2 separate regions of the Mus musculus genome follow, and region 1 is linked to region 2. The links are chromatin contacts, found by Hi-C or POLR2A ChIA-PET in ENCODE. All regions are on one chromosome and are shown on one strand. Each heading gives the region's core, a stretch centred on a gene start or an enhancer-like site at or near the end of the contact. The rest is flanking DNA. Distances are from core to core; before and after follow the strand shown. Region 1 overlaps Fnip2 (folliculin interacting protein 2). Region 2 holds the start of Fnip2 (folliculin interacting protein 2).

Evidence for each region. A loop is a pair of places that touch in the nucleus more often than their neighbours do. ChIA-PET counts read pairs that join two places held with the same protein, here RNA polymerase II (POLR2A).
Region 1: a map of heart shows a loop between it and region 2 (2.0-fold over the local background). The contact joins the enhancer-like site here to the promoter of Fnip2 in region 2. A Hi-C loop is called at or near these places in 6 of 37 maps with a recorded cell type or tissue (gastrocnemius, heart and left cerebral cortex). POLR2A ChIA-PET finds 5 or more read pairs at or near these places in 4 of 5 experiments (Patski and embryonic stem cell).

The regions. Positions count from the first base shown.
Region 1 is chr3:79,528,907-79,534,117 of GRCm38, forward strand. All of the region lies in intron 1 of Fnip2 (folliculin interacting protein 2), which reads right to left. Among named protein-coding and RNA genes, the nearest start is that of Gm36442, 19 kb to the left of the region's middle. Within about 2 kb of position 2,970, at least 1 of the 3 ENCODE cell types and tissues checked has a DNase peak (open chromatin) inside an H3K27ac peak, as active enhancers do; it is heart, where a contact is called at or near this core.
Region 2 is chr3:79,565,033-79,570,160 of GRCm38, forward strand. It overlaps Fnip2 (folliculin interacting protein 2), which reads right to left and starts at 2,647. Exons shown (of 17, transcript NM_001162999.2): 1 at 2,477-2,647. The coding sequence starts at 2,571. It overlaps 4930589L23Rik (RIKEN cDNA 4930589L23 gene), which reads left to right and starts at 3,160. Exons shown (of 2, transcript NR_152118.1): 1 at 3,160-4,166.

The sequences.
Region 1 (5,211 bases), core at 1,720-4,219, 36 kb before region 2:
ATCAGCAGCTTTGCTACAATCTACATTTAAAGAAAGAGGTTAGAAACAACTATTTGAAAACTATACCATATACCCTGCATACTGCAAATTTACCAGATTTCAATTGCGCTCTTAGGAAAGAATTCTTTATTAGCAAACCATGATTATGGAATTCTATGAACTAGGATGCACTTTCTGCACTGGGCTGCTGCAGTACTGGCAGTCCCGGGCCCAGTGCTACCTATGTATCCCACATGACTGTTGTACTCATTGGGTCTTTCCTTTTTCACATAATGGAAAAGCATGAAGGAGACAAAAGCAAGTAAATAAAAGGCCTCAGCTCATTAATATGCTCAACTAAGACCTGAAACAAACAATGTAAGGTGTGTAAGTGCAGAAAGTGAACTGTACATTTCTCTGACTGCCACACGACTTCAGCAAACAGTGAGCAATCTAGGGCCAGATCCCAACGGTGCAAGCTCTTGTCAATAATGTAAAACTACCACTGGGGTTAGTCAAGACTCTAAAATGAATTCTGCAAGCCAGAAAAATACAGTAAGTAACAAATATATGCATATAGATAGATAGATAAACACAGAGATAGATTTCCTTTTATTTATGTCTGTGTGGCACACACACACACACACACACTCCATAGCATCATCTGGAGGTCAGAAGACACTTTGTGGGGAGTCTGTGCTCTCCTTCTACTATGAGAGCTATAGACTGAACTCAGGCTGTGAAGATTCACAGCAAGCACCTTTATCTGCTGAGCCATCTTACCAGCCCACACATGCATTTTTAAGGTTGAAGGAAGGGGAACAGAGCAGATGAGGCAACTGGTTTTACCTGAAATGAATTCCAGCGAATTTCAAACACATTTTCCTGGGTGGGGCAAGACACTTGTGTTCTGGAGGCAACCCAAATTGCCCCTGGAAGAAACGAACTAGGCCACTGAACCACTGAGTTCCCCTGATCACTGAGTCAGACATGAAGACAGAAGATAGCACACTTGTGCTGTGGATGACACAGCCAACACGTGTCAATCAGACTAAAGCAGCTCACCACTGATGTGAGCAGAGTCCGGCTGGTGGAGAGAGGGAAGACATGTTCAACTGGCTGCTGACTGCTATGCTCCTCTGGATGGTACCAACAAAGCTGGTATCAACTGAGTGCAGCTAGAACATTCTGAATACACGTATGTTTCGACCATAAAGGCATTTTTACTGCACAAAACTCAAATACAGAAAATGTATCTTTAATCCTTTCAAGCACTAGGAACAAAAAATTTTAAAAAGTTAAAGGGGGGAAAAAAAACCAGGTTGCAAAGCATTCTGATATTTAAAGTATGTGAAAATTATTAAAGTCATAACAAAAGAAGTTTATTAAAAGTTTGAAAACCACTCACTCACACAAAGTTTTTTGGGTTTTGTTTTTGTTTTTTACAAATTTTAAAGAAATTGCCATGATCCAGGCTATTATCCTTTGTGGATGGCCACCCCAAATAACATCTTGGGGATTTGGAAATCTAGAAGAATAAAAAAACAGAAGGGAAAATGTCCTAATGATGCAGTTTTGAACTCCCAGAGAAGACTCTTTAAAACAACCTGAGCCTACCCCATAGCTCAGCAGTAGCATGCCGCAGTCAGCCCTGGGGCTGCCTCCCAGAGGTGGAGCTCCACTTCCCCACCACTCAACCCTTCTTTCCTGACAGGAGCAGGTAAGAGCACACGTATCACAGTGCCATCCTCAGGGTCCTCATGGTCCTCACCCTTCATGACCTTCATGACCTCTTGCTCTATGAACAGGTGCCTTTGGAAGAGCAGAGAGCATGTGAACCACTCTTGGGAAATGACCGTCGGAATTAAGTTCCACTACTAGAGAAGTTCTTCCAGAGTACATAAAGGGGCTGGGAGACATGGCTCTGTGGTTAAGAGCATTGGCTGCTCTTCCAGAGGGTCCAGGTTCAATTCCCAGAAGCTATGTGGTAGCTCAAAACCATCTTTAATTCCAGTTCTAGAAGATCTGACGTCCTCTGGCCTTCCTGGCACCAGGCATGTAAGTGGTGCACAGAAATACAAACAGACAAAACAACCTATACATATAAATAGAATAAATACATCTAAAAAGTATATAAAGTAACTAGAAAGAATATAACAGGTCCAACTGTGCTCCTTATGGCCAACCTCGCTATTCAAGTTAGTTTGTCATACACATCCTTTTCACAAAAGGCATTTTCCAGAGTCGAACCAGGTTCTCCCTCAGCAGCTGGCTTCAGCACTCCCACAAAGCAGGTCTCCAGTCCTTGCCTGTCCTCTGGTCCTCTGTGTGCTAAGTTAAAGCTCAGAGCTTTACCTTTTGCCTTATAAAGCTCAGCGTTCCAAAAGAGGACACAATCGATTCCACACAAGTTGGCCCCAGCAGAGGTAATGAACACTTAAGAAGTTAAGATAGTGACAGACTCCTAAGAGCCACTACAGATACCTGTGCCTACCTACATCTTTTCTACAGAGGAAAGGACTTGTTTCTACAAGTCACCAATAACTACATTTCTCCTACGTAAAGCATTCTTGAAAACATAATTCAAATCAATAAAGCTTCTTAGAGTCCCGTGTGGTTAGTATTTTCCAGACTGAAACAGAACTAAACATTCATACCTGTGGTTGAGCACTGTGGAATTTGTGTCGCGTCCTCCTCTGGCACATTTTGGAATCTTTGCACATACAAGTGTCTTGAAAATCCTCCCAGCACCACAAGTGGTATCGGTCAGACATCTGGCTGACTCCTGTTGGCCTACTGGCCAGTTTGTGCTGTCTGCTGTACCACCACACATCTCCTGAGGGCATAGATGCTCTTCAGTTGATCCTGACCAGCAGTGTGGACTAGCCCACTCTGTAAAGTTCCTTCATTATCTGAAGGATATGCCACGGTGACGAGCAGCAGCTCCAGACTAAAGACCATTTCCCTCCAAGCACAGCACGTGAGCCCAGCTACTACTAACTTCCTCTTTTGGGAGCTTAAAAAAAGGGATGTTCATTCATCATGCAAATGAAGCCCAGGATGACTTCTAGAAGCGGATGTGCTCTCAGTAAACCCATAATAAAGTAGACAAGTACAAATCTCTCCCTGCTTTTTCTCCGCCTGCACTCAAGTGCACTCAACAGGTCCAGCAGCTTGCACTGACTCACACCATCTGCATCTCGAGCTGAGTTTACAAGCAGCCCTGCCTTCACTAGTCACGAGCCCAGCTCATGTGGCTCTGGGTAAACCTTCAGCTGCAAGGTTGCTCTGACATTGGCCGCACCACCCTCTTAATGGTTCTCATGTGAGTAAGTATCAGCTGACAGCTTCTACTCCACAACCTTGCAAAACTCTGTCCACAGTGAGTGAAGGATGGCTACCCACAAGAGTCGAATGGAGATCTTAATATGTAGAAGGAGACGTGTGGGATGAGAAGCAGAGCTGGGGCACACTCTGGCCATGGTATGAGTGGGGATGGGGGAAAGTAATGATGATGAGAGGCAACTGATGGTAAAAAGCCTTCTAACTCTTGCATTTGAATTCCTGGGCTTATTCAAGCTGAGAAAGCCCTGAATTACCAGAGCCCTAGAACAGTGCTAGCTTCTGACATCAACATAGCTCACCTGGATATGGGAGTGTTAGGAGATAAATTTGAGCTGGTGATCCCCTAAACACAGGTCAAGGCTAGAAACCAACAGCAGAGTGATGATACCAATTCCTTTTGCCTGGAATTAGGTTGAAGAAAGTACTACTGGGTCCATCCCTAAGGTGAGGTGAACCATTGGCTGGCTCTATGGTCTTAGTCCTAAAAGTATCTTTATAAATTACCCACTAATTTAAGGTAAGGAAAACTAGGGATGCCAGGCCCAGACCTCAGTTGATTTAAGACATTTTACATGCCGTACATTGGACCGGAACCCGCCACCCTCCATGAACTTAAAAAAAAAAAAAAAAAAAAAAAAAAAAAAAAGACTTCCCAAGTTTCAGATTGCAACACACCTATGACAATGAATTTTCTTCTCTGTGGCAACTGCTAAACTGATGGTGTGAAGACAGACCTAGAGTAGGAGAGAACGAATTCCTTTTTGCACGAAGTTTTGACCCCCGGGCACAAACTGGCCATGGGTTCTTTTTTACCTTTCAACTGTCTAAAATAACTCAAAAAAAACAAAAACAAAAAAAAAACAAACAAACAGGGAACATCCAAATATTATGAAAATTAGTTCCAGTTTAAGGGACAGGACAGCTGGAGGACACAAATGGCCTACAGCATCTCCCAGTCATCTGATGCTCAGACCAAACTTGCAGAAGAAATGAGAGGGCAGGCGCAAGACTGACAGGACAATGCTTTAAATATGGCATAAACTGCAGGGGTAGGTGGGAAGTGCAGGTGGGAGGATGGCACACACCTTTAATCCTAGCACTGGGAGATGGGCAGATAGATCTCTGTGAGTTCAAGGCCAGCCTAGGCTACAAATCGAGTACAGGACAGCCAGGGTCTGTTACACAGAGAAACTCTGCCTCAAACAAGCAAACAACAAAAAGGGCTCAAATCCTGAATTCTATACAGATGTGTTAGAGAAATGCATCTCACTTTTTGTATAAAAAATGAATTTGGGGGCTGATTTGGTTTGGCTAGCATGCCTGAGGCCTGACATTTAGTCCCCAGCACCTCACAAACTGAGTGGTAAAGCACACCGGTCTCAGCACTAGGGATGCAGAGACCGTCTGAGAGCAGCCTGAGGTGCACGAGACTGCCTTTAAAAAATAGTAATAATAAAATAAATGATATTTTGGCTTAAAACTTCAATCTGGACTTAACTAGTATGTAAGGAAGGATCATAAAACACTTTTTTTTTTAAAGAGGGGAGGTATACTAAGATAGAACCCAGGGCTTTATACATGCTAGGCAAGTATTCTAACCATTGTACTATACCGCCAGCTGTCATGACATTCTTTTTCAACATTATACACATACTTAGTAGTTTAGCCACAAAACTGCTATTTCCAAAGTAATTCCAAATAATGTCATAAATATACCTATTTTATCCCTTATCCAAGATCCACACACATATAAATTAAAACAAGAATAACGGACAAAAAGAGGCATGCTCCCAGATGACATCTGGATAAGGATCTGACTGTACCTGGATGGGATTCTCTCAAACAGAAACTAAAGGAACCGCGCTCCTGAGAGCCAGTCCCTTACAC
Region 2 (5,128 bases), core at 1,397-3,896:
GGAGGAGGAGGAGGAGTGGAAAGCCCGGATAACAAGAGAGGTCACACAAGTGCCCAGCACGTTGGTGAATCTGTAACCCCAGCATCTGATCACATGAGGACTGAGGCAAAGCTGGACTTCTAGGTCAGCCTGGGTTACATAAGACAAAAAGGGAAGAGAGGCAGCCTCAACATCCTTCAGGAACATCTACCTCAAAAAGCCTATCGGGAAACAAAAAATCTGAGGTGAACAAATGACAAGAGATGGCACATGGGGGCTATCATGGTGGCTCAGCAGGAGAGAGTACCTGTTGCCTGATCACCTGAGTTAGCGTCCCAGGTAAACACAAGGTAGGAGCAAACAGGGTTCTGAAAGTTGTCCCCGACCTCCACCTGCATGCTGTAGAACTGGAGTGTGTGTTCCCACACGCATACAAATAAATGTATAGCACAGTAAAAAAAGTTAAAGACTGCACTTTCTTCTCCCTTAAACACCAAATGAGAAGACAGAACATGGTACTAATATTGTACTCACAAAGTGGGAATCAATTTTCCTAATATGGCCGAGCCCTAAATATAGCCACATTTTTTTGTTGTTGTTGCTGTTGCTCAAAATACACTGAATTTAACCTTATCCATGGGAAGGGAAGAGTGCTGGTGGACAAGTAGGCAGGGAACGTAAGAAACAGTGACAAGTACCACGCATCTCCACGGGCACTCAAATGGCTGTAATGTCCTTGGTAAGGGCCACCAAAGAAGACACCTGAGGAATCTTGGTCTAGTCTAGGATTCCAAGAAGAATTAACATGTCCTGACTCCAAAGTAATTCTACAACTCAGAGACGTTAGACGACAGCATCACGGGTAGGCAGACAAATAGAAGGCACAGAATCAGGTCCAGTCTGCCTAACGGAAATGCACTGACCATGATCCAGGCAGTCCTCACAATTTACCTTCCAACCTCCCACCACACACACACACACACACACACACACACACACAAATGCTGCTATTCTGTTTAATGTCTCATTCTCTCCAAGTTGGAGCCAGGGATGGCAGCACGTGCTTACTGTAATCTTACACTTGAGAAGCACTAACAGGACGATCAGGTCATCAATTGATCGAAGCTAGCCTGGGCTACATAAAACTGGAAATACAAGATAAAAGAAAATCTTATATAACTATAGGAATGTGTTTGTATGTGTTTTGAATGAATTTTTATGCAATAAAGGAGATGAGATTTAATCAAAATTCATTTCAAATGCGATGCTTCATGTTGGTGTTCCCAGAACTTGAGAAGCTAAGGCAGGAAGATTGTCAAGAGTTTAAAGCCAGCCTGGACTAATGAGACCTTTGTTTGTTTGTTTGTTTGTTTTTAAAAAAAATTCAAAGTCTTACATTCTGAACATAAAGTATCCCTAGAAGGTCTGAATCGGTGTGAGGTGTTCAGTTTTCTGTTTTGTTTTGTTTTGTTTTATAGTGATGAAAACTTAAATGGCAAATAAAATGTTTTCTCAACTAGTAGTGCTGAGAGACAGTACAGGACCCAGGAGAGCATCTTTGGAAACTTACCACTCAAAAGCAGAATAGTATAGGGATGTTACTGAGAGCCAATTGCTTAGCTCAAAATGCAAGACCAGCCGCCACTTAGAGCTGTGGGTCTTGAGCCAGCTTAACACATGCTAATCCAAAGGTATGTGTTCCGAAGATGAACTATTAAATATCTGCCTCTGCTTTGTTAAATTAGAACCCGAGACGTTTCATAAAAAGCATTTCCCTCCCTTTCCACTCATCATGCGGCATCAGCCTTCTAACTGATGAGGAAATTACACACTTTTATTCATCCGCCGGCGAGCTTGTCATACACTGCAAGAAAGAAGCTGCTTTTTTCGTGGCTTCACCCTTTCCAACTTCAAAATACTGTCACATACTCAGTGGGTTGGAGCTGCCTGCAAAATGACAGCTTACAGGCTCTGGGGCAGGGGAGACGCAGGTGACTCTCCCTCCAGAGACCCTGGAAGGTACACACCGGTCCCAGACGTGCTCAGACACGGGGGCATATGGAGAAATTTTGTGGGGCACCTGAGGAAAGAGGGCAGAGGATGGCGCAGGGCTCCCACCTGGGGAGACCTGGAGAGCAAGGAAGGAGGACGGCGCTGAGGTTCCACCCAGAAGGAGCAGTAGAAAAGGGACAGGGCGGTTCGCGGCTCTGAGACCCTGAAAGAAGTGGAAAGAGGAGCCCAACCTGGGAGAACCCGGCGAGGGAGGGAAGAGGATGCTGCTGGGTCCCACCCAGAAAGAGGGGCGAGAGAGGCGTGGGGTCCCACCCGGGAGGACCGGGACAGAGGAGAGTGAGAGACTGGGGTCTTTCCCAGGAGGATCTGGGAAGAAGGGACAGGGTGGCGCGGGGTCCCGCCCAGGAGGAGGGGACAGGGTGGCGCGGGGGTCCGGTCTCCATGCAGCCCGCCTGAGGCCTCCCTCCCGCTCGCACGCGCTCACCTGAAGGCCGGCTCCTCCTTGGGCGGCCGGGCCTGGGCAGACGCTGCGCCGCCGCCCCTTTTGTTGAAGAGCTTCTGGAGCAGGGTCGGGGCCATGGCGTGCACGCGGCGGCCCGGGCGGGCGGCCACGCTCCGGGACCCGACGGCTCAGCGCGCAGCCCACGGCGGCCGCGGCGGGGCCATGGCGACGGGGGCGCGGCCGCCCGGAGGGGCGCGAGCGCGGGACCGCTGCAGCGGACGGAAGGTGCGGCGCCGCGGCCGCCGGCCGGTCATATGACGGAGCCGGCCCGCCCGGCTGACAGCTCGCTCCCGCGGGAGGAGGAGCGCGGAGAGGGCAGCACGAGGGAGAGGGAGGAGCACGGGAAGAAGAGGAGGGAGAGCATGAGGGAGGGGAGGAGCACGAGGATGGCAGGGAGGGGGGTGCACGAGCGAGGGGGAGGAGCGCCGGGAGGAGGGAGGAGGAGCGTCAGAAGGCAGCACGAGGGACTGGGAGGAGCAAGAGGGACTGGGAGGAGCGCAGGCGATGAAGAGTGGAACGTGTTGGGAGGAATACAAGGGAGTGGGAGAGAGGAGTGGGCGATGGAGGAGGAGCGCCAGGGAAGCGGAGAGTGGAGCCGGGAGAGGCTCGTAGGGAGGAGTGGGGCGGGGCGTGTGGGGGGAGGGGGAGGAGCATAGAGGCCTAACGTCTCCATTGGCCAGCTTTACCCGCCCTGCGCCGACATCACTAGGGGTACGCCCGGAGTTATCACTCGCCGGGCTCTTACTGGGGCTAGAGAGTTGGGCGGGGTGCACGAGTCTTCACACACTTGACCTACTGAGCTCCAGAGCACAACTATGGAGGTTTTTGTTCTTTGGAAAGAAAAGCCCTTGAACTTGGTCCTCATTTTATCGGGTCCAGGACTCCCTAGCAGAAAACGTGGCCTGAGCTGGAGAAGCAACTTTAGTGCCTGACGTTGCTGCTGGGGATTCTGGCCCCTGCTGCATTTGAGGTCCCAGCAAGCAACTGCCGGAACCAGAGTAAATCAGCAGGCTCAATTTTGAATTTACAAACAGTTTATTCAGGTCACCGGGTTTTGTTTTGGTTTTTTTTGTTTTTTGGGGTTTTTTTGGGTTTTTTGGTGTGTTGGTTCCCACTGGTACATAAGTCACACAAAAGCTGTGCATGTACTAAGCCCATATGTGCGTGCGTTAAGCCCACATATACACACAAATGATTGCTTTCCTAGTTCGTGTTCACATTGGGCACATAAAAAAAAAAAAAAAAAACTCAATAGATTCTTTGATTTAGGGAAGCTGAGTGTGTGCTTAGACTCATTTGCCTGTGCTTTCACGCCTCAGACCCCCTGAGAATTTATTGTGCTGTGGTGCAAGACGTTAAAGAACCTGCGGTTATGAAGAGTCTGACCACATTCAAAACAGTTTATTAATCTGTTTTGCGGCCTAGAGCTCTAACGTGGTTCAGATGGTAGGTAGTAGAGCTAGAGTTAGTTACTTTTGAGTTCCACTCTGACTCCAGCAAATTTGAGGACGGTGAACAAATGACCCACCAAGATTTCTTAGACTTGATCAAAGGAAAGTTAAGGATGGAGAAACATGGCTCAGCAGTTACAAACATAAGCTGCGTTTGCACGGGACTGGAGATCTCTTCCCAGCAAGTGGATCAGAAAGCTCACAACCAAGTCCAACTCCAGGTCAGAAGTCGTCCTCCCCCTTTTGGTGCCCAAGGGCACTGCACTCAGAGGCACAAAGTTACACAATGCGCGCGCATGCACACACACACACACACACACACACACACACAGAGAGAGAGAGAGAGCGCTAAAAAGCAAAACAAGCAAACAAAAAAAGAGGACATTTAGACGTTTAAAAGCAAACATATTTCACAAATATAAGTAATCAAAAGAGGGGGTGGGGCATAGCTCTAATCTGCTCAAGGCCCCCAATCCAGAGGTTGCTTCCTGGTTTCTTAGTCCGGGTCTCTAGCACTGCCACATGGCTCTGTATGTGAAGAGGAACAGGGATATTGTGAATGCTTAGAGATGACAGGATAACAATGAAATGAAATGAAAACTGGGACTTGTGAGGGCTGTCTTCCACAAGCCGATCTATCAGTTCCTGTGACTTGTTTCCATATATGCATGCTCTGTAGTCTGTTTTAGTTTGATTTCTGTTATATTATCATAAATACTGCTTGTGACCTGCTGAAACCTGGTTCTCCTTCCTGAAGAAGCTAGAAGAAAAGCAGTTAGGAGTCGTTTCTTCCCTCCTAACTGAGATATAATTATTAATATTTAATATCTGGATATAATGTTACCACTATCTTGATAGAAGCTTGAAGATGAAACCAGGACAAGACATGGTGAAGACAGAGCCTTTAAGAGAATTTCATTTTTAAAAAATTTTTCTCTATTGCTTATCATATCATGAAGAAATTTGTATTTCAACTCCTAGTCTGCCAGAGAAAATACTCAACACCAATGATCTCATTCCAGTTTTGTTGTTGTTGGGGATTTAACCTAGGGCAAACTACTCTGTTCTCATGTGATTTGTGTGATATATATATATATATATATATATACATATATATATATATATATATATTAGATAAGTATAGTGTATATGTGTGTGTGCATGTATATACATACACACACAC